Linked DNA regions of Homo sapiens: region 2 is linked to region 1. A link is an interaction called in ENCODE POLR2A ChIA-PET data of the cell type or tissue named here. Cell type or tissue: Caco-2. All regions are shown on one strand. Links, peaks and the distances in the headings refer to the core of each region. The heading gives the core; the rest is flanking DNA. Region 1 has its middle 8.0 kb from the start of SMARCA4. Region 2 has its middle 6.7 kb from the start of SLC44A2.

Region 1 (2,759 bases), core at 1-2,500:
ATAAGCGAGGCGTGGCAGCACATGCCTATAGTCCCAGCTACTCGGAAGGCTGAGGAGAGAGAATCACTTGAGGCCAGGAGATCAAGGCTGTGTGAGTCATGATTTCATCACTGCACTCCAGCCAGGGCCACAGAGCAAGACCCAGTCTCAAAAAAATAAATAAAAAGGAATAAACTATTGAGATGCACAACAGATGAGATGAATGAATCTCTCTTTTTTTTTTTTTTTATTTGAGACGGAGTCTTGCTCTGTCGCCCAGGCTGGAGTGCAGCAGCGGGATCTCGGCTCACTGCAAGCTCTGTCTCCTGTGTTCACGCCATTCTCCTGCCTCAGCCTCCTGAGTAGCTGGGACTACAGGCACCTGCCACCACGCCTGGCTAATTTTTTGTATTTTTAGTAGAGACGGGGTTTCACCGTGTTAGCCAGGATGGTCTCAATCTCCTGACCTCGTGATCTGCCCGCCTCGGCCTCCCAAAGTGCTGGGATTACAGGCGTGAACCACGGCACCCAGGCGAGATGAATGAATCTCTAGGGAATTATGCTTTGGGCGGGAACCGGGGAGGGGAAGCCAATCTCAAAAATGTTACATACTATCTGATTAAATTTTTTTGTTTTGTTTTGTTTTGATTTGATTTGTTTTGAGATGGAGTCTCGCTGTGTCTCCCAGGCTGGAGTATAGTGGTGCAATCTTGGCTCACTGCAACCTCCACCTCCTGGGTTCAAGCAATTCTCCTGCCTCAGCCTCCCAAATAGCCGAGATTGCAGGAGCCCACCACCACGCCCGGCTAATTTTTGTATTTCTAGTAGGGATTGAGTTTTACCATGTTGGCCTGGTGGATCTCAAACTCCTGACCTCAAGTGACCCACTCGCCTCAGCCATGATCAGTATTTTGAATGTGGGCGTGAATATGCAAACCTACATAGGAAGCAAATTGTATACAATTTACTACACACGCGCGCGCGCGCGCACACACACACACACACACACACACGAGTACAAGTAAAATGGAGAAAATCCACCTAAGATTGCGCTGGGCGTGGTGGCTCATTCCTGTAATCCTAGCACTTTGGGAGGCTGAGGCGGGCAGATCACTTGAGGCCAGGAGTTTGAAACCAGCCTGGCCAACATGGGAAAACCCTGTCTCTACTAAAAACACAGAAATTAGCAAGTCTTGGCGGCGGGCACCTGTGGTCCCAGTTTTACTCGGGAGGCTGAGACAGGAGAATCTCTCCAGCCTGGGAGGCGGAGGTTGCAGTGACTGAGATTATGCCACTCCGCTCCTGCCTGGGTGACTGAGTGAAAGTCCATCAAAAAATAAATAAATATATAAACCTGGGAGTGGCATCCACAAGACAGTGGCAGAACAGGTTTTCCAACCCTGAACTGGAGCTACTGGAAGTGTCCCAAGGCAAGCCAAGCCGGGGTTTCCCAAACATCACCTGCAGATGTGCTCTCAGTCTGAGAAGAGTGAGTCTGGGCCTCAGCAGGTCTGCTTCTCTCAGAAAAAGCATTTTGCTGTTCTGGGCTTATCCAGCTATTACTTTTCCCTGGGGCTGCACACAAATTCTTCTAGTGACTTTGTAAACATTTAATTAGGTAGGTAGTTAGTTACTTTTTGAGGCAAGGTCTCACTTGGTCACACCCAGGCTGGAGTGCAGTAGCACAATCATGGTTCACTGTAGCATCAACCTCCAGAGCTCAAGCCATCCTCTCGCCTCAGCCTCCTGAGTAGCTGGGGCTACTGGTGCGCACCTCCACACCTGGTTAATTTTTTTTATTTTTTGTAGAGATGAAGTTTCACCATGTTGCCCAGGCTGGTCTTGATCTCCTGAGCTCAAGCAATCCTCTCACCTCAGCCTCCCAAAGTGCTGGGATTAAAGGTATGAGCCACCATGCTAGGCAATTTTGTAAACTTGAAATGCACTTCTCTGAAAACAGAAGACAGCAACAGCCTCTTAAAAATCGTAAGTGTAGGCCGGGTGCAGTGGCTCACGCCTCTAGTCCCAGCACTTTGGGAGGCCAAGGCACACAGATCACAAGATCAGGAGTGTGAGACCAGCCTGGCCAATATGGTGAAACCCCGCCTCTACTAAAAAAAAAATACAAAAATTAGCCAGATGTGGTGGCACACACCTGTAGTCTAGCTATTCTGGAGGCTGAGGAAAGAGGATCGCTTGAACCTGGGAAGTAGAGGTTGCAGTGAGCCGAGGTCGTGCCATTGCACTCCAGCCTGGGCGACAAAATGGGACTCCATCTCAAAAAAAAAAAAAAAAAAATCGGCCAGGCGCGCGGTGGCTCAAGTGTGTAATCCCAGCACTTTGGGAAGCCAAGGCGGGTGGCTCACGTGAGGTCGGGAGCTTGAGACCAGCCTGACCAACATGAAGAAACCCCGTCTTTACTAAAAATAAATAAATTAGCTGGGCATGGTGGCAGATGCCTGTAATCCCAGCTACTCAGGAGGCTGAGGCAGGAGAATTGCTTGAACCCAGGAGGCAGAGGTTGCAGTGAGCCTAGATTGCGCCATTGCACTCCAGCCTAGGCAACAAGAGCTAAACTCCATCTCAATTAAAAAAGAAAAAGGCTAGCCGGGCGCAGTGGTTCACGCCTGTAATGCCAGAACTTTGGGAGGCAGAGGCGGGCGGATCACGAGGTCAGGAGATCGAGACCATCCTGGCTAACACAGTGAAACCCCGTCTCTACTAAAAATACAAAAAATTAGCCAGGCATGGTGGCGGGCGCCTGTAGTCTCAGCTACTGG
Region 2 (3,019 bases), core at 217-2,716, 330 kb after region 1:
CGGGTAACTGGAATTACAGGCGCACACCACTATGCCAGGCTAATTTTTGTATTTTCAGTAGAGATGGGGTTTCACTATGTTTGCTAGGCTGGTCTCGAACTGCTGACCTCAGGCGATCCGCCCACCTCAGCCTCCCAAGGTGCTGGGATTACAGGCATGAGCCACAGCGCCCAGTAATTTTTTTTTTGTTTTTGTTTTTGAGACAAAGCCTCACTCTGTTGCCCAGTCTGGAGTGTGGTGAAACAATCTTGGCTCACTGCAACCTCCACCTGCTGGGCTCGAGTGATCCTCCCACCTCAGCCTCTCGAGTAGCTGGGACTACCCACACACCATTGCACCCAGCTAATTATTTTTGGATTTTTTTTTGTAGAGACAGGATTTCACCATGTTGCCCAGGTTGGAGATTTGCAGATTTTTTTTGAGACGGAGTCTCGCTCTGTCACCCAGGCTGGAGTGCAGTGGCATGATCTTGGCTCACTGCAACCTCAGCCTCCCAGGTTCAAGCGATTCTCCTGCCTCAGCCTCCCAAGTAGCTGGGACTACAGGTGCACGCCACCACGCCTGGCTAATTTTTTGTATTTTAGTAGAGATGGGGGTTTCACTGTGTTGCCCAGGCTAGTCGCGAACTCCTGAGCTCAGGCAATCCGCCTGCCTCGGCCTCTGGAAGTGCTGGGATTACAGGTGTGAGCCACTGCGTCCGGCGGAGATTTGCTAATTTTATACTTAAATGAATCTCAGGCCAGGCGTAGTGGCTGACGCCTGTAATCCCAACATTTGGCAAGAGAATTGCTTGACTCCAGGAGTTCAACACTAGCCTGGGCAATATATTGAGACCTCGTCTCTACAAAAATATTTTTTCTTTTTTGTATTGCAAATCGAGCAGCCTCCTGAGCCAAAGTAGGCTCTGAGGCTTAAAAAAAAAAAAAACACTTTTTTTTTTTTTTTCTGAAACATGGTCTGGCTGTATTGCCCAGGCTGGAGTACAGTGTCATGATCTCGGCTCACTGCAACCTCTACCCCCTGAGCTCAAGCCCATCTCCCTCAGCCTCCCAAGTGGCTGAGACTACAGACACACAACACCACGCCCGGCTAATTTTTTATATTTTTTTGTAGGGACTGGGCTTTGCCATGTTGCCCAGCTGGTCTCGAACTCTTGAGTTCCAGCGACGCACCTGCCTCGGCTTCTCAAAGTGCTGGGATTACAGATGTGAGCCACTGTGCCCGGCCAAAATTTTTAAAAACTAGCCGGGCATGATGTGCCTGTAGTCCCAGCTACTGGGGAAGCCTAGGGTGGGAGGATCACGTCAGCCCAGGAGGTTCAGGTTCAGGTTTCAGGGAGCTGTGATTGCGCCACTGCCCTACAGCCTGGGTGACATAGTGTGACCCTGTATCCAAAAAAAAAAAAAAAAAAAAAAAGAATTGTATACATGATACATGTAGAATTTACAGGGAAAGGATAAATTCTTTATTCAGTAGCCCTGAATGTATATTAGGAAGAAAAGGCCAGGCATGGTGGCTCATGCCTGTAATCCTAGCACTTTGGGAGGCTGAAGCAGGCGGATTGCCTGAGCTCAGGAGTTTGAGACCAGCCTGGGCAACACGGCGAAACCCTGCCTCTACTAAAATACACAAAAAAATTAGGCGAGCATGGCCGGAACACGAGGTCAGGAGATCGAGACCATTCTGGCTAACACGGTGAAACCCCGTCTCTACTAAAAATACAAAAAATTAGCCGGGCGTGGTGGCAGACACCTGTAGTCTCAGCTACTCGGGAGGCTGAGGCAGGAGAATGGCGTGAACCAGGGAGGCGGAGCTTGCAGTGAGCCGAGATGGCGCCACTGCACTCCAGCCTGGGCAACAGAGCACGACTCCGTCTCAAAAAAAAAAAAAAAAAAAAAAAGGCCGGGCGCAGTGGCTTACACCTGTAAACCCAGCACTTTTGGGAGGCGAAGGCGGGGAGATCACAAGGTCAGGAGATCGAGACCATCCTGGCTAACATGGTGAAACCCCATCTCTACTAAAAATACAAAAAAGTAGCCGGGTGTGGCAGCATGTGTCTGTAGTCCCAGCTACTCGGGAGGCTGAGGCAGAAGAATGGCGTGAACCCGGGAGGTGGAGCTTGAAGTAAACCGAGACTACGACACTGCACTCCAGCCTGGGCAACAGAGCGAGACTCCGTCTCAAAAAAAAAAAAAAAAAAAAATTAGCCAGGCATGGTGGCAGGCGCCTGTAGTCCCAGCTACTCGGGAGTTTGAGGCAGGAGAATGGCATGAACCCGGGAGGCGGAGGTTGCAGTGAGCCGAGATCACGCCACTGCACTTCCAGCCTGGATGAGAAGAGTGAAACTGTCTAAAAGAAAAAAAATTCCACATGGATTAATCACGCAAACACAGAAAACTCAAAACTATTACAAGTATGAAGGGAAAGCATAAGAGAATACTTCTACCATCAGATAGGCAGTAAGACCGGTAAAGCCAGAAGGCAGAGAGACAAGGGAGTACCGGAAGTTTCTGGTGTCAGCTAGAATGGCAGAGGGTGAGCGGCTGCATAGAGACAGCCAGTGGTGAGCAAAGCGAACTCACTACCTTTCAGATCCTCTCCACCATACTGGAGGCCATTTCATCAACCCATTTTATAGGAGAGAGAACCGAGGCTCAGAAAAGGGAAGGGCTTTGCTAGTCACTTGAGCGGTCCGTTCCCAGTCTAGGTTTGATGAGTACGTGGGAGCCATGGAGGGTGTTTGAGCAGGAGCATGACAGGGCCGCACCGGGGAGGGAACACATGAGGGAGTCTCAGCTGTCTCAGGAAAAGATTGGGGAGCCTGAGGGTTTGGTGCCATGAATGGTAAAGCTGGGACATGCCTAGCTGTGTGAACTTGAGTTACTCCTCTGTGAGATGGAGCTGAAAATGCAGAGAGAGGTGCCTGGCATACACTTGGCTCAAGGCCTGGCTTTGTGGGCTCTCTGTAAAGAGGGAACATTGGTAATATCTTGTGATGGGTTCCATTAGCTCTTATTAA

What was found. Peaks named below come from ENCODE experiments on the same cell type or tissue, not always from the same donor. Only the 100,000 strongest peaks of a DNase experiment are listed, where the experiment ranks them.
Region 2: POLR2A ChIA-PET joins it to region 1 with 7 read pairs; 3 of 35 experiments call an interaction of 5 or more read pairs at or near these places.

The regions. Positions count from the first base shown.
Region 1 is chr19:10,951,605-10,954,363 of GRCh38, reverse strand. No RefSeq gene overlaps it. Among named protein-coding and RNA genes, the nearest start is that of SMARCA4, 8.0 kb to the left of the region's middle. In Caco-2, for the core only: no CTCF peak of the experiment used is centred there; a DNase peak (open chromatin) is centred at 1,383.
Region 2 is chr19:10,617,356-10,620,374 of GRCh38, reverse strand. It overlaps a transcript of SLC44A2 not described here. Among named protein-coding and RNA genes, the nearest start is that of SLC44A2, 6.7 kb to the left of the region's middle. In Caco-2, for the core only: no CTCF peak of the experiment used is centred there; no DNase peak of the experiment used is centred there.